3 separate regions of the Mus musculus genome follow, and regions 1 and 2 are each linked to region 3. Evidence: chromatin loops called from intact Hi-C (ENCODE). Cell type or tissue: left cerebral cortex. All regions are shown on one strand. Each heading gives the region's core, and the rest is flanking DNA. Links, peaks and the distances in the headings are about the cores only.

Evidence for each region. Hi-C counts contacts between places; a loop is a spot of excess contacts. Peaks named below come from ENCODE experiments on the same cell type or tissue, not always from the same donor. Only the 100,000 strongest peaks of a DNase experiment are listed, where the experiment ranks them.
Region 1: it touches region 3 in a loop (2.3-fold over the local background); 3 of 42 quality-filtered maps call a loop at or near these places.
Region 2: it touches region 3 in a loop (2.3-fold over the local background); 3 of 42 quality-filtered maps call a loop at or near these places.

Annotation. Positions count from the first base shown.
Region 1 is chr11:70,643,740-70,648,086 of GRCm38, reverse strand. Slc25a11 (solute carrier family 25 (mitochondrial carrier oxoglutarate carrier), member 11) reads left to right here and starts at 1,048. Exons shown (of 8, transcript NM_024211.3): 1 at 1,048-1,319; 2 at 1,859-2,011; 3 at 2,097-2,303; 4 at 2,467-2,557; 5 at 2,647-2,737; 6 at 2,818-2,917; 7 at 2,997-3,048; 8 at 3,166-4,068. The coding sequence starts at 1,225. The coding sequence ends at 3,321. It overlaps Rnf167 (ring finger protein 167), which reads right to left and starts at 852. Exons shown (of 9, transcript NM_027445.3): 1 at 135-852; 2 at 1-58. The coding sequence starts at 218. It overlaps Gp1ba (glycoprotein 1b, alpha polypeptide), which reads right to left. Exons shown (of 2, transcript NM_010326.3): 2 at 4,101-4,347. In left cerebral cortex, for the core only: no CTCF peak of the experiment used is centred there; DNase peaks (open chromatin) are centred at 200, 637 and 1,007; H3K4me3 peaks cover 2,247 bases; H3K27ac peaks cover 1,686 bases.
Region 2 is chr11:70,651,156-70,655,502 of GRCm38, reverse strand. It overlaps Pfn1 (profilin 1), which reads left to right and starts at 853. Exons shown (of 3, transcript NM_011072.4): 1 at 853-1,154; 2 at 2,524-2,716; 3 at 3,282-3,656. The coding sequence starts at 1,023. The coding sequence ends at 3,379. It overlaps Rnf167 (ring finger protein 167), which reads right to left. Exons shown (of 9, transcript NM_027445.3): 9 at 4,082-4,347. The coding sequence ends at 4,289. It also overlaps a transcript of Eno3 not described here. In left cerebral cortex, for the core only: no CTCF peak of the experiment used is centred there; DNase peaks (open chromatin) are centred at 385, 897 and 1,371; H3K4me3 peaks cover 2,500 bases; H3K27ac peaks cover 1,786 bases.
Region 3 is chr11:70,227,380-70,235,102 of GRCm38, reverse strand. It overlaps Bcl6b (B cell CLL/lymphoma 6, member B), which reads left to right and starts at 5,305. Exons shown (of 9, transcript NM_007528.3): 1 at 5,305-5,393; 2 at 5,932-6,122; 3 at 6,394-6,615; 4 at 6,722-7,069; 5 at 7,352-7,476. The coding sequence starts at 5,944. It overlaps Mir497b (microRNA 497b), which reads left to right and starts at 287; the gene lies at 287-411. It overlaps Mir497 (microRNA 497), which reads right to left and starts at 386; the gene lies at 303-386. It overlaps Mir195a (microRNA 195a), which reads right to left and starts at 61; the gene lies at 1-61. In left cerebral cortex, for the core only: a CTCF peak has its summit at 4,485 (motif pointing left); a DNase peak (open chromatin) is centred at 4,473; H3K4me3 peaks cover 556 bases; H3K27ac peaks cover 1,439 bases.

The DNA.
Region 1 (4,347 bases), core at 1-2,500, 420 kb before region 3:
TGGCCCCAAACAGAGCTGGAAGGTCTGCAAAGTCCATGCTGGCATTGTGCTCCGAAGTCTGCAGACGGAACACTACGTGTTTCAGTCTGAACCCCATTCTCAGCACCCTGTCCCCGTCCGACCCTCAGACTCACCGCTCGAATCAGCCCTCGGACAGGGGCTGCTCCCCACAGTACAGTAGCCACGACAACAGGAAGCGGGAAGGCCGCAGGGTGCATGGCAGCGGGAGGGGTAAAGCTGCGAAGGTCGCGTTCTGATCGCAGGAGCAGAAGCCGAGTCCTGCGCCCTCCTCTGCCTCTCCTTCAGGATCCCAGGGGTCCAACCACCCCTAGGTCCCACTTCTCAGCTACATGGGGGCGTCGGGGAAGGAACTCCGATTCAGGGAGTGAGCTATCAAACCAGCTTAGCGGAGCTGGTAGGGGAGACAATGTATCTTTCTCTAGTACAGAAATAGGACAGAATAGGAGCGAAGGCAAACAGGTAACAACAACAACAAAAAAACTTCCGGAAGGGTAGGAGAAACCTCAAAGAGGTGGGACTTCCGGCCAGGTAGACTGTCTTCCTATGCCCCTGGAAAAGGGTTTCCGGTAAGAAAGGCCAATTCCAGTATTGGACGCTCAGGACGGAGGACTTCCGGTCCCGAGAGGCCGGTTGAAAGAAATGTTTGACATGTAGAAGGAGCCTGCGGAGATGGAGGGAGCTTCGATGCTCAGGAGACGATCTAGTTTTTTTCCCTCAGTCCCTGAGATCCTGGAGCTGCCCTGTTTACAAACCTCTCCTTCGTCTGGCCGCCACGGTACGTTCAAAGTATCGCGAGAGTGCTTGCCACCACCCTCCCTCCACCCCCCCACCCCCTTTCGCCGCTGAAATATATCGCGAGAGGCCTCATAGCCCGAACTCGGCTGATTCACTTGCTCTCGCGAGGTTTTCAAACAAGCTTTTTTTTTTTTTTTTTCCCCGCGATTCCAATTCCGGAGGGGCGGGAATTTAGGGTAGCTTCCTAAATCGGCCACGCCCCTTCATCGTGCATCTTAGCCCCGCCTTATTCCCCGGCTGCCTTTGCGCTCCGAGCCTGCGCCCGCCCCAGCTTCCAGCTGGAGCCAGATTTGCCTGTCGGAGGGGCGTGCGCGCGCGCGCCCTCACCCTGTTGCGCGCTGGTGTCACCTTGGGCGCGAGCGGGGCTGTACGTGCACGGGACCCAAAGCCGAGGGCCATCAAGGGGCGATGGCGGCGACGGCGAGTCCTGGGGCTGGCCGGATGGACGGGAAACCCCGTACCTCCCCTAAGTCTGTCAAGTTCCTGTTTGGGGGCCTGGCTGGGTAAGCTCAGGCCCCAGTGATGGGGGAAAAGGAGGAAGGGACGGGAGCAAGCACCTGGGCCCAGTGTAACTTGGGGTGTGTTGCAGTAAATTGAGCCGGTGCAGGGTCCCTGATGGGTTGCCAGGATCTATTCATCCTTTGCAGGGACCCAACTGTGCTGCATTCAAGGATCTTTACCCTGTGTTTCCACCACCTTTGCTTCGTTGTGCCTGTTTGGGTGGTGGGTATAGGTCATTAAAGGCTTTGTTATAGGACTGCTTGGAGTCTTAGGATGGGGACGCCCTCTCCACCTTTCTTTAGATCGCCTGTAGTCCTAATTCTGCTTGAACCCTAAAGAACTGCCTGAGGCTTTTTGATTTGCATGCCCCTTACTGGGCAACTGGACTCTTTTGCTGGCACGTTGCCCTTGATGCACACACTTAACACACATGCCCACCAGCCTCCTGAATCCTTAGTGGCCCTGACCTTTGTAACTTCTTGCCAGGTTGCAGTAGAGCTGGAACCACTGACCTCTGATTCCCTTTCCTGCCTCACTTCAGGATGGGTGCTACAGTCTTTGTGCAGCCCCTGGACCTGGTGAAGAACCGGATGCAGTTGAGTGGTGAAGGGGCCAAGACTCGAGAGTACAAAACCAGTTTCCATGCCCTCACCAGCATCCTGAAGACAGAAGGCCTGAAGGGCATTTACACTGGGTACTGTGGCCTCAAGTTGGGGAGGGAAGTTGTTGGTTGGCAGGTCCAGACCTTGGCCTGATGTGCTGACATTTCTACTCTTCAGGCTGTCAGCTGGTCTACTGCGCCAGGCCACCTACACCACTACTCGCCTTGGAATATATACTGTGTTGTTTGAGCGCCTGACTGGGGCTGATGGTACACCCCCTGGCTTTCTTCTGAAAGCCCTGATTGGCATGACTGCAGGTGCAACTGGTGCATTTGTGGGAACGCCAGCTGAGGTGGCTCTCATCAGGATGACTGCTGATGGTCGGTGAGTTCCGTTTCTGAGCTTAACTCCAGCCCCATTCCTGGACTCTAGGATGGTGTTGTTAGTCTATATCTACATCAGGGCACTTACCTATTCAGGCTTCCCTTTCTTTGTTCCATGGACCCTGGTCTGTCCTGATCTTGGCCTTTCCCTGCCTTTCCCCCAGGCTTCCAGCTGACCAGCGCCGTGGCTACAAAAATGTGTTTAATGCCCTAGTTAGGATTGCCAGGGAAGAAGGAGTCCCCACACTGTGGCGGGTGAGTGCGAGGGTTGGAGTCTTGGGCCATGCTGGGTTAGATCTCTGGCACTTTTGACTGTCTCCATTGCCTCCACCCTCCACCTCCAGGGCTGCATCCCTACCATGGCTCGAGCTGTCGTTGTCAATGCCGCCCAGCTTGCCTCTTACTCTCAATCTAAGCAGTTCTTGCTGGACTCAGGTGAGAGACCCAGAGCTGAGAACTTGAGCCTGGCCTGAGCTACCTGAGAGTTGACTACCACCTTTTGCTTCACCTCCCAGGCTACTTCTCTGACAATATTCTCTGCCACTTCTGCGCCAGCATGATCAGTGGCCTCGTTACCACTGCTGCTTCCATGCCTGTGGACATCGTCAAAACTAGGTGAGTCTGCAGCCTGGGACTGGAGAACTTGGGGAGGCCCCCCTTTCTGGTTTTCATGTTCATACTGACTCTCTTTCAGGATCCAGAATATGCGGATGATTGATGGGAAGCCAGAATACAAGAATGGGCTGGTGAGGAGGGGGGGGAAGGGGTGCCCTGGGAGGGATGCGAAGGGAGCTAGGGACAGGGGACAGAGCCTGGACCAGGACCAGGGCCTAGCCCCAGCACTTGCCTGCCTGTCTGTCTAGGATGTGCTGCTGAAAGTCGTCCGCTATGAGGGTTTCTTCAGCCTGTGGAAGGGCTTCACACCATACTATGCCCGACTGGGCCCCCACACTGTCCTCACCTTCATCTTCTTGGAACAGATGAACAAGGCCTACAAGCGTCTCTTCCTCAGTGGCTGATCTGGCATGGTCCCAGGACTAGTGTGCCAGGCTTCCAAGCCATCCACTGCTATTACAGTCGCTATGCCCTGGAGGACCTGGATTCTGCTACCCTGGGCTATTCTATTTATTTTCCCTCTCCAGTGTGGTTTTCTCCTTTGCGGTAAAGAACTTAGTCTGTTCTCCCCCTACTCCAGCCTGCCTGCTGTGCTTGCCTGATGCTTAGAATCACTTTGCCCCTGGCTCTTCCTGAGGAGACCTAAGACACACACCAAGGATTTCTAGTCTCCTCTTGGGTGTTAGATTCAGGGCACACCAGACAGCAGATCCCTCTCTCTGGGGAATCCAAGGCAGAGCTGAGGAGACAGGAGAAAGCAGAAGCTGTCAAGATGACAAAGGGTCTATGGTGGAAGATGTGGCCTTCCTCCTCCCTGAGGACTTAATAAATTGGATTGAAATACCAACCCCAAATCTGGATAGTCTTAAGGATCATAGGGGGAGGTAGCTGCACAAAGAAGCTTATATCTCTGGAAAACAAACTGGAGTTTTAACAAAATAATTAAAGAAAGTCACCTACTGGTTTTATGAAAATGCTGTGTAAAGTCGTAACTCAACAGCTGACAGAAAAGAAGAAGAAGCAGCAGCGCTGGGCAGTGGTGGCTCAGGCCTTTAATCCCAGCACTCGGGAGGCAGAGACAGGCAGATTTCTGAGTTCGAGGCCATCTTGGCTATACAGAGAAACCCTGTGTCAAAAAACCAAAAAAAAAAAAAAAAAAAAAAACCAACAACAAAGAAGAAGAAGAAAAAACTGGGCCTTGTGCATACTTGCAAGCCATTTGTCCCAAAATGTGGCTGACTCACAAATTATATCACAGTTGTCAGGAAAAGCCTCTGGGATCTGCCTTTTCAGCATCAAGAGGGAAGGGACAACAAGTCTAAATTGAAGCAGGGCATAGTGGTGCTTGCTGTTTATCCCAGCACCCAGGAGGCAGATTTCTGAGTTCAAGACCAGCCTAGTCTACAAAGTGAATTCCAGGACAGCCAGGG
Region 2 (4,347 bases), core at 1-2,500, 420 kb before region 3:
CCCGGGTGGCGCCCCTATTCAGTGACCTCTGTAGACAGGGTTCAGGCATGGGGCGAGGCTGAGCTGGAGCGGATCCAGCGAAGGGAATGATTCCTCGGGAATCTAGGGACGCGCTCGAATGAACCCAACGTGTGCGCTGTACATGGCAGACGGTTGGGACAGGTGCCCTGGTTGGAGAGACCTTTAGTACTGAAAATGACTAGAGTATTATATCGATTTCACTTTTGCTCCCTTATCGTTTAGATAAATGTGGAGAAGGCAGCAGGGCCCAACCCGGGGCGTCTGCCCGTCCCGACTGCTGGGGACGCGTCTTCCCTCCTCGGATGGTCCAAATGTGTCCCGCCAGGCGCGCGCTCACGCAGCCAAGCCGCTAGCCCCAACCGCCCCACGCGCTGGCTTCTCACTGCCCCGGCGCAGGCGCGGGCGCACGCGCCGCCGCCCGCCGTTCCTTCCCTCCCGCGGAGGTGGGGGTTGGGGGGTGGAGGAATGATTCGGTTTAACCCTGGGTTCCCCGAACCCACTTCAACTTGCTCAACCTTACTAATTTTCTTTTTTTTTTTTTTTTCTTTTTCTTTCCCTGCTTCCTCTGGCTTCCTCCTTCTATAGCCAAGTGGTATTCAGGATGAATCGGAGCGAGCCCTAACCTTAACCTCTCCTGCCACCACCACTCTATATAGCCTTTGGCGTGGCTTTCCATCGAACTCGGCAAATTTTGCAAAGTGGGGGGAGGGTTTTTTAAAAATTGCATTTGCAAAAGTTCGCTATCTGGCCCGGCGGGGGGGGGGGGAGGATGGAGGGAGGGAATGGGGCGCAGGCCCCGCCCCGCCGCCCTTTGCAAATAAAAATCTAGAGGGGGGGGGGAGGAGCAGGAAGTGGCGGTGCGAGGGCTGCTGCACAGCTAACAGAGCCGCGTTCCGGACGGCAGCGCGTGCCCCGAGCTCTCTGCCTTCCCCCGCCCGCCAGCCCGAGCCCGAGCCCGCGATCCCAGCAACAGCCCGCAGAGCAGCCCCAGCAGCAGCGCCATGGCCGGGTGGAACGCCTACATCGACAGCCTTATGGCGGACGGGACCTGTCAGGACGCGGCCATCGTAGGCTACAAGGACTCGCCCTCCGTCTGGGCCGCCGTCCCCGGGAAGACCTTCGTTAGCATTACGGTACTGCGAGGCTCGTGCGGTCCCGAGCAGTGACCGGCCTTAGACCCTCTGGGGGACTGGGGTGGGGGCGGGCGCAGGCGAGCGAGGGCAGCGGGAGGCCGTGATCCGGTCCTCTCCCATCGGCGGGGCGAATGGCGGCTGCGTGAGACTGGCTCCCTCTGTGGTTCCCCGGGCTCTACGCCCCTCGGCGGCGGCGCCCATCTCGCCCGCCGCCCCGCTTTCTGCGACCGGGCGTTACATCCGGGGCCCAGGGCGGGGAGGGGCGCGGCGGCCGGTGCGGCGGCCCACTTCCGCCTCCTCCAGGGCGGGGCGGGCACGCGCTGCAGTTTTAGCCCGGGATTATGATTGATAAGGGGCTCCGGAGCCTGGACTCCCCTTCGGGCCGAATGCTCGCTCTCCCTCCACCATTGTTCCCCCTGACGCTGATGGGAGCGCCAGGCGCGTGGCCTTGGGCCCGGGCCGGACCTCGGTAGCCACCCTGCCCCTCCCAGCTCCGTTAGAGAGGGCGAGGCCGCCACACACACACACACCCCCCAAGTCGGCACGTTAGCCTCAACATTCCTGGGAGGCCGATTCCGGAAGTCCCCTCGCCCTCCCTTCCCGCCATCCGCCCGGGCCCGGCGTAGGGGAACTTTGTGAGAAGTTCTGAGACGGTAAAAGTGAAGGAATAAGGTTGCTGCTGTCCCTACCACCACCTTCCCTGACCACACTGCCCGGAAGTGGGGAGGGGGAGCGGAAGTTCGAATGGGGGGAGGGGATTTCCGGGCGGGAGGGTACCGGATATAGGGGTTTGGGGGTTTAAGGGGGAGAAGGAGAAAGGTTCTCTGGGATGTCTAGACTCACACACAGACTAGTCTCCTGCCCTAATAAACTTTTTGAACTTAATTAGAGAGCCCCCGGGGTCAGCTTCCTTATCTTGGGGCATAGCTACCTGGACCCAAACTCCAGGTTACCCGGAGACCCAGGCGTCCGGGCTCCTAACAACGCCTGCAGAACCTTTGACCAAATAAGGACAAAGTTACTTCTCCTCCCTTCCTACCCCCTCCCTTCCCCTCTTTGCTTCTGCTTTTCCTGAAGGGCTGTTCTGAGCATCCAAAGGCTCCCCCTCGATCATTGATCGATTTCTGGTACCCAGCATTTGCTTTCCCTATTAAGCATGAACATCTAAGACTTCAGAGGAATACTTTTTCCTCCTTGACCCATTTACCAGACTTTAGGACCATGATCGGTCTCTGCAATACCCACAGTACTGGGTTTTCCCCCCAACTTTTGGTGGTGTGGATGAAGCACCCTCAACTCCAGCTCCACAGTACATAAGAGGACAAGTTATGCAGGTGCACTAACTTAATGAGGTGATTAATTCTTTTAGCCAGCTGAGGTTGGTGTCCTGGTAGGCAAAGACCGGTCAAGTTTTTTCGTCAATGGGCTGACACTTGGGGGCCAGAAATGTTCTGTGATCCGGGACTCACTGCTGCAAGACGGGGAATTTACAATGGATCTTCGTACCAAGAGCACCGGAGGAGCCCCCACCTTCAATGTCACTGTCACCATGACTGCCAAGAGTGAGTTTGACTGATTCTCTAGCTTTGAAATCCTTTTGTTAGTCACTTTATGTGTCCTCAGTGTCAAGGCTGCATAACAGTATTTACTCTGCTGGTTATGGGAACCGTGGATGGTCCTTTGGGTTCTGACTCTGGCTCCCCAGCTTGTAAAGAAACTAAAACTTATATTACCTCTTAAGTCCCTTCTTGCTTTGAGCTTTTTTGAGATTAGTTTGCTTAGGGCAGTTGGGATCTTAAGTCAGCATTTGGCTCTAATCTCCAGTTCTGTAAAGACTTGAGAGGTAGGAAGCGCATCACAGCCGTTCCTAGCCACCTACAGCCTGGAAGTTTAGGACCTCTAAATTTTGCCTTTTTCTTTACTACTCTTAAAGCTCTTTTTTTTTTTTCCTTCTTTGAAAAGCTCTATTGTTTTAGGATGACTGACAGCCTGCCTGTGTATAAGGGGGGGAGGGCTGGTTAGGAGGGCTGAGGTTAGGTTACAACCCCCGGGGCCAGACAGCTGCTGAACAGCTGGCAGGGTTGAATTGTGACACCTGGGTCCTAGCTTCCTTTTTCTTTCCTCCAGCGCTAGTCCTGCTGATGGGCAAAGAAGGTGTCCACGGTGGTTTGATCAACAAGAAATGTTATGAAATGGCCTCTCACCTGCGGCGTTCCCAGTACTGACCTCATCTGTCCCTTCCCCCCACCGTTCCCTTTGGCTTTTGCACCCCCTTCTTTCCATACACACACATACCATTATTTTTTGGGCCATTACCCCATTTCCCTTATTGCTGCCAAAACCACATGGGCTGGGGGCTGGGGCTGGATGGACAGACACCTCCCCCTACCCATACCCCCTCCTGTGTGTGTTTGGAAAATTTTTGTTTTTGGGTTTCATTTTTTGTTTTTTGGTCTTTTTTTTTTTTTTTTTTTTCTGAATAAAAAAAGATTCTACTAACAAGGACCTGTGTTGGTTTGCACTTGGCATTAGTTGGGAGACAAGCACAGTGACCCACCTCAATTAGGTACCTGCTTCTTGGCTGTGTCCAGAATGAACTCTTATTTCCAGTCTTATTTCCTTTTCTAAGCCCCAAGGACTAAACTAAGTAGGCATTCTTCTGTGTACTTAGTCATGTGACCTAGGCCCCTCTATAGTGGTATTTCCATTTTCAGGTCCAGTTGAATTAGTATGTAATGGAACATAGCCATCCAGACCAGAGAATGGGTCCAAGCCTGCGGGTGAGGCAGGGCCACTTGAGTCATCCTGTGTAGGTGGGGCTCCCCTCCCTGAGTCATAGCAAATGCAGCTAGGGCTCTCCCCGACAAGTTCATCCTATGAGGTGATTATTTTTCCAGAATTTCACCTGTGTAAAGATGATCTTAACCTTTTTTTTTCATCCACAAAAAAAAACCAATTTTATTAATCCAAGAAATGAAAACCATGTCCCTATGGCTTCTAGCCCCCTCAAAAGGATGAGGCTGGGTTCATGAACCTGGGGTAGAATGTCCCCTATCCCTCACCCTCAGCTTATTAGACTGGAAAAAGAGTTTGTGCAAATAGGACGGTCACCAGAGGTACCAAGTATGGGGGTGTCAGGCCAGGGCAGCAGATGAAGGAGGTGAGGGATCTGTGGAGGGCCCAGGGAAGACCA
Region 3 (7,723 bases), core at 3,099-5,598:
TGGCAGACTCACTTCCCCATGCCAATATTTCTGTGCTGCTAGAGCCAGGAGAGTTGGGTGTGGGCAACAAAGACTCTACTTTGCTCTGTGGGGCCAGAACTCATTACCAGGGTTCCTGATAACTGGTATCAGACAACCTGGGGGTTGCAGAGGGGCTCTTTCCAGTGTCTCCTGTCCCACCTTGCAAGAACTTCATCACAATACCCTAGACGGTGTGTGTGTGTGTGTGTGTGTGTGTGTGTGTGTGTGTGTGTTGCTTCTCCAGGGTGGCCTCCCAGGGCCAGGCTCATCGGTGCCTCCCATACCCTCGCTCTAACACCACAGTGTGGTTTGGACGTGGCCACAGTGCCGTACAAACCACAGTGTGCTGCTGGGGCGGGGGCAGGACTGGGGTGGGTCGAGAGGAAGACAGCACAGGCAGTGCCGTGAAGACCCCCACCTAGAGTGAGACAGAGGTGTGAATGGCAAACATGGCCCCCCAAAAAAGCTGGGGGGGGGGAACAATCAGGAACCAGCAAAAGTAGTTTAGCAGGCAAAGGATAGGGCCCTGGCAGATGAGTCCAATGTGATAAGCTTGGAGCATTCTTCACCTCTGTAGGAATTCAGCTCTGGGGATCCTTAGGAAACGGGATGACTGGGGAAGACCAACAAACTGCCTCCCACAAAGGCAGGGACCTAAGGTTTCCTGTGTCCATTCCTCCCTCCCTAGGTCAGAACCCAAGAGAAATGCTGGAAGACACAGGGCCAAGGACAGCAGGGTTGGGAGTTGGCAGTCCAGAGGTGGTGGGGCTGGAACACGGTTGAGAGAGGGGGGCCGGAAGTCGCCCTGGGCCCTGGGCCTGCCACAAGATGGAGGCCAAAGGCAGGAAATGGAGGCCAGGGAGAAAGGGATGCAGCAGAGCCCAGGAAGAGGCTCATCTGGACCAGAGGGCAAAGTATTCAACCCCAAGTGCTGCTTCCATTCCCCATGGTCCCCCAAGACCCACGCCCCACCCACACAGCAACACTCATTAGCCCATTCACCAGGCCCAGGCAAGCAGGCCCACCCCTGAGAGCCACGTTTAAGCAAAGACAAACATGCCTTTTCCCCACCCCCAACCCTAGGCCTTCCCATAGCCCTTTCCTCCTGTCCAAGACTTGATTTTAAAAAGAACCTCCCAGAAGGCAAAAGTTTCTTCTGGAAATTTCAAAACAAAACAAAACTCTGTAAACCCTAGATATTAACCTCCCATATCTCATCCCACCTTTTAGCACCACCAGGCTTCCGACACACCCCCCCAAAACTCTTAGCAATCAAAAGATTTAAGATGGTGTGTGAAGCAATCTTTTTAGGCCCCCCTAGTATGCCAGACCCTCTCCAAGACTACCAGATCACCTATATCAAGCCCTGCCAACGCCTCCTGCTCCTTGCACCCTCCTGGACCCCCAGAAACAACTGCTGTCCCCCAGCTCCCATCCCAGCAAAGCTTTTGTGGGGCTAAAAAAAAAAAAAAGCAAACACTGTCCTAATGTCTGTAGGAATATTGGGGGCTCTCAAGTCTCAAGCTTTGGTTTCAGTATGAGGTGCTACGTCTTAGGGGTACAAGAGAAAGCTTCTCTGGTCATCCCCCCAATTTCAAGAGTTACAAGGCGCAACCCCACCCCAGCACGCACCTCCAAACCTCCCCCCCAACCGCCACGTCTCTCCTGAAAACAGGGGACACTTTCCTCCCCACTTACCTCAGCTACTCTCCCCTGAGATCCTGGTCCCCTATTTTGAAAGGAGCAAATTTTGGGGTGCATCCCTCACATTTGGGGTGCAGGAGAAAAGAGACGCCCCAGTCGCATCGCTGGCCTCCTTCCTCTCAGCTGGCTCAAGGACTGGGGAGTGCCCTGGGGTGGGGGACCCCCACAAGAGAGCTCTGGAGGGGTTCCTCCACTCCCAGTCAGAACTGGGGACACCCCCCCAAAACCCGTCCCAGCCCATCCGTCTCCAACTCGGCGGGAGAGGCAGCTGCATTGCCCCAGTCAGATTCCCCCAACACTACATTCCTCACCCCATCTAGAGGGATCCCGGGGCCCCCAAAAAATCCCAAAAAAATCTAGGATGTTGGGAAGATGGTCCTGAACTAGCTACCCAAATTTGGGGTCCTTAGATACCCCCGTTTTTTCAGGAAAATTCTGTCTTTCTCCTGCCTCCCGCCAGCCCTGCTCTGTCCCGATGCCAATTTTGGAAGTCACTCCCTCCTTCCTCCTCCCCGTTTCTCCAGGCCCCCCCGCTTGGGGGCTAGGGTCCAGGACACCTGGTTTCCAGACCGGGGGACACTCTTTAGAAGGCTAGGGGCCAAGAGGTCAAGCTCATTGCCCCTGTCTCAAGGAAGCAGGAAAGCCCGATCCTCCCCTCCCCTCCCCTCCCCCCTGGCTGGTCTCGGTGGTGGTTTAGGAAAGCCTGGAGGACTGGAATCTGCCATTGCTATTGCACAGGCAGTTTTTTTTTCCTTGAGTTGGGGGGGTGGGCGGTGGGAGGGAGAGAGGGGAGGAGAGCCGAAGAGAGCAGGGACCTAGGCGGGAATATCTGGCCTGGCTTACCCTCTAGCCCCTGCTGCCGTTGGAAACCCCTCCCCCGCCTCTCAGTTCACCCTCATTCCCAATCCTCTGTCTGCTTTCTCTTTGGGGCTCTTATCTTAAAATATCAGGGTGCAAGATTCACCCCCCCCTTGTAGACCATCACAGCCTTTCCTTGCCAGTTTCAGCAGCACTGTTAGTCAGAAAGTACCCACTTTAACAAGAGACACCCCATCTCCTCCAAACGGATTTTTTCTTCCATAAGAAATCGGGGTTCAGAGTATGAAGCCACCTTTCCCCCCTTAGCACAACAGGTCATATTCCAGTGAGTCTATGATGGACCACACTGCTTTTTCCAGGCTTCACCCTTCAAATTCTGGCCTTATTTGGGGGTTCACTAATTTTTTTTACAATCTGGGGTGCCAGGGGACTATCAGCAAAAGATAACCTAAGTCAGAAGTGTGCTTTAGAATAGGTGAACCTCCAAATCAATTTCAATTTATGACCCACCTCTCAGCTTCACCAAATGTGGCCAGTGGCAAAACACCCAGAAACTGGATACCCCCCAAACTATCCTTCTACCCTGGGGGGGCTTCTCAATTCTCTCCTGTGGAGGAGTTTCACACATAAACATGTTCACAGGAATATCCAACCCTCAAAATGAGTTTCCACAAGATTCAAATACAAAACTTTGCCCCCCCATCAATCAAGCTCTCAGCTACAGAAAGCCTTCAGATCCTCTCCTAGCTTCTGGCTCTGCCACCAACTCAATGTAACTGGGCTCTCTAAAAAGCCCCAAGTTGACCTTTATGTCCCCAAACAATCTCATCCAAACCTTGAAACAGCACTTGGAAAGAGACTATGTCCCCCAAATTAGTTGCGTACTCATGCTCCCCCAGTAGACCAGAAATTAGAGATGGACAGTCTCACATGGGAGCATCAAATCCCTCCAAACCCCCGAACTAAGACATCTTTAAAACCAGCCCCGCACCTCCAATTTGCTATCAGCTGTCGAGACTAAAAACAGGCCTTATTGACTACAATAACTTCTATGGCAAGTGACACCCCAAAACTCAGAATAGCTAACTCTGTCCTGACATCAAAGCCCTTAATGTTTTCACCTCAAATTTGGAGATGAAAATTGGATAGAGACCAAATAATCTTCACAAAGTAAAGCCACATCGTCATCCAGGGTCCCTAGCTATCCCCAACCCCCAGTTGGTTTGCAGTTTTGTTTGCTACGTTTGCTTAAAAAAAAAAAAAATCAAAACCAATAAAACAAACAAAATGTACTCCACCCCCAAGAACAGAAGGGAGAGGCCTCAGGCCTAGATATGCTGGTCCATTCTTGCACAACTGCTATGCTCCAAACCCCAAACTCAAAGAGCTCCTGCTTTGTACCTGGGTTCAGCTCTGCCCCTCTTCTTCAAAGGAAACTTGTCCTTCTATCCCAAGGCTCCCCAAACAAAATCTAAGGGTGTGGTCCCTGCCTAGCTTCTGAATGAAGTACTTAGCTACCAGGTTCCTCCTGCCCTTTCTCCTCTGTCCTCTCTGTTTACTCCGACCAATGCTCATATTAATGTTCATTGAAAATTCCTGTCTACAAACATCTGGGTAGAAGGGTCTATCAAATTAGAAAACAAAACAACTGTGTTCCCAGGCTCAAGACCCCATCTCATCCTAACCACTATGTTCATTCCAAAGCCTTCCATAAGAGTTCTAGCCTGAATTTCCTGCGGAGACCCTAACTCTTCTGTCTTCGATCTACTGCCCCACAAAGAGACAGAGGTGCAGAGGAAACTATCAGAAAGAGAAGGCAGCTGAAAGTTTCCTGTAGCCTGGACCGAATGCATCCAGCTCACTGGTCTGAGCACATCACCAGCCAGGAGACCTAGGGGCGAAGCGAGGCTGGTGCTCGACCGCCCTCTCGTGGAAGGATGCAGACATTGCCGAGCTTTGCCTACTTGCCGCGCTGGACCCCGGCGTCCCGCCAGACTCTAAGCGCAGCCGACGGGCGGGTGCTCGAAGCCCTAGTAAGCTAGGACTGATGGAGAGCGTCAGGGCTTTAGGCGGGAGTCTGTATCTCTGGATCCCTATAAGGGTTGAGAAGAGAGTCGAGAGTAGGAGGCCGGACGCCTAGGTCTCCCGAGCGTCTCTCGGTCCCCACCCGGGGTTTTCCCCACCTCCTCGAGGGGAAGCAGCTGCAGGAGCCGTCCGGTCTCAGGACAATGGAAGGAAACGAACTAGAAATCATATCCGCCCTCTCCTTACCCCGCCTGGTCAGAGCTCCACCTCCCCCTTTTCTGGACCTTGCCTGTCAATCACTCCTCCTTCTCCCACTATCTGAGATCCACTGGAGTCCACTAATGCCTCCCCAAACCCGATACCACTTGGACTGTCTATTTTCTTCCTGAGTCCAATACATTAGAAAGAGGAGTTTTAGGATATTTCCTTTCTCCCTCAACTGGCTGTTGGCACACGCCTCCAAAACCCAACACTCCAATACTCGCTGTCCCAGCTCCTTCGACGACATAAGCCTCCCATATTACCACCCTCCGCACCACTAACCTCCCCAATTCTAATATCCTCATCCTCGGGTGCTTATTTAATGAACCAAAGCCATCCACGATACGACCACCCCGAGATTCTGAGATACAGTTTGAAACGGAGACCCCGCCCCGGGCTCACCATCTGGAGAGCCTCAGAGGAAGGAAGGATACAGACTCACGGGTTCACCCCACCTCCACCCCCGCCCCCGCCATCCCGGCTGAATAAAGGAGCAGAGACCGAAAGAGGAGAGAGACCCCGCCCCCCTCGAGAAGAGAAGCCGCAGCCCCTGCGGGACAGGGGTAAGAACCAAACCCTGAGGGTATCAGATTTCTGAGTCTCCAAAGAGGGCTTGGGGTTAGTTGATAGTAATAAGACCTGAACCCCAGGAACTGTGCTAAGAAGAGATGGAAAGTATTGGGTCTAGCGATAGGAGTCGCGTAGATGGGTGTGGGCTGCAGATCATATTTGGTCCCCCAGGTAAAGTCTGGTACCTGTGACCCAGGCGCCCGGGGAGCAGAGGAAAGGAAGGTAGTGGATGAGGTAACTAGAGTCGAACCAACGCACGGCGCGCGGGAGTGCGGGATTCCTCACGCTCGCCCTCCAAGCGGTGGAACGAGAGTTTCTAACTTGCTCCAAGATCTCCGCGATCCAGCAAAGGGAAGGAAGGAAGCAACCGTTTAGGGCAGAATGAACGAGAGGAATTAAGTGGTGATGCTGAGTCCGCTATCTGATGGCGTTGGTTGGCTCTAGGGGTATCCCAGGTAGAAAACATCAGAGAAGAAAGGAATCTGTTTTAGTAATGCCTAGATCCTCTAACTTTTTCGGTGGCTGTCGCAGGCTTAGGTCGCTATGGGTTCCACAGCGGCCCCAGAGGGAGCTCTGGGCTACGTCCGAGAGTTCACCCGCCACTCCTCCGACGTGCTTAGCAATCTGAATGAGCTGCGCCTGCGCGGGATCCTCACTGACGTCACGCTGCTGGTTGGCGGGCAACCCCTAAGAGCGCACAAGGCAGTTCTTATCGCTTGCAGGTTCGAGGGGGTAGGGCACCTGGGGACTAACTGGGGAAAAAACAGAGTAACATGGCTGTTGAGAGGTAATCCAAAGCATGAGGGAAGCTGGGAATAATGGTCCACACCGGCAATCCCAGAACTGGAGAGTAAGAAGGGGGGAGGAAGGAAGAAGGGAGGGGGAAGCTTGGGAGAGCATCCAAAAATTGAGGCAGCAGTGCTAGTGGGGAGGCAAGACTCTCCTTTGGTCTCCCGGCTCCTAACATGACCAACCCATCTGCCCTCTCTCCAGTGGCTTCTTCTATTCAATTTTCCGGGGCCGAGCGGGACTCGGGGTGGATGTACTCTCTCTGCCGGGGGGGCCAGAAGCCAGAGGCTTTGCTCCTCTTCTGGACTTCATGTATACTTCAAGGCTTCGCCTCTCTCCAGCCACTGCCCCAGCTGTCCTCGCAGCTGCCACCTATTTGCAGATGGAACACGTAGTCCAGGCGTGTCACCGTTTCATCCAAGCCAGGTAAAGGAACCATGGATTTGTATTCTCCCTAGCAGAACTAGTGCCGGGAATAAGGGCAAAGGCAACGACTAGGAGACGGTGTTAATGATCATCCTACTTTTTCTAGCTATGAACCTCTAGGCATCTCCTTGCGACCTGTGGAGGTAGAACCCCCAAGACCCCCAACAGTCGCTCCACCAGGCAGTCCCAGGCGCTCAGAAGGACACCCAGACCCACCTACTGAGTCTCGAAGCTGCAGTCAAGGTTCCCCAAGTCCAGCCAGCCCAGACCCCAAGGCCTGCAACTGGAAAAAATACAAATTTATTGTGCTAAATTCTCAGACCTCACAAGCAGGAAGCCTGGTTGGGGAGAGTTCAGGTCAACCTTGTCCCCAGGCCAGGCTCCCTAGTGGAGATGAAGCCTGTAGCAGCAGCAGCAGCAGTGAAGAAGGAACCACGCCTGGTCTCCAAAGCAGGTATAGAATCTATAACTCCCAAGAGTTTTAGAGTCTGGTCCACTCTAGGAGGCAGAGCCATTGAGTAGGCCATTGTGGCACCCTCTGAACCAGGTTTCAGGGATACTAACCCAGCTTAGGGAGTTGGCCAAAGGCCAAAGGTGGGACTTAATGATCAATATTGGCTCACTTCCAGAAGACAGGCCTTGAAGTCTGTATATTCCAGAAAAGGGGCAGGGCGGGGGGAGCCAGTGCCCCACCCCCAATCCCTAACCTTTTCTATGGCTCTTAACTTCTGCCTAGACTATCTCTAGCTACTACCACTGCACGATTCAAGTGTGGAGCTCTAGCAAATAACTCCTACCTCTTCACACCCCGGGCTCAAGAGACTTCTCTGCCAGCTTCTAAGCAGGCTAATCCACCGCCAGGTAAGAGGCTTTCTCTTCTGGCTTCTCTCCTGTAGCTGATCCAGGTCGATTTGGACCAAAAAGACCTCAGAATAGACCTATTGAATAGTCCCAAACTTGACTGCATTGGACCCCCTCTGGGTAACGTTCACCCCAGCAGTCAGAATGTCTGAGGGTGAGGACCAATCATAAATATTTTTAAGCTCTCTATGTACTTCCAAAAAGCAGCACAGTTTGGGAATTTCTGGCCCACCCAATCCAAGACTGA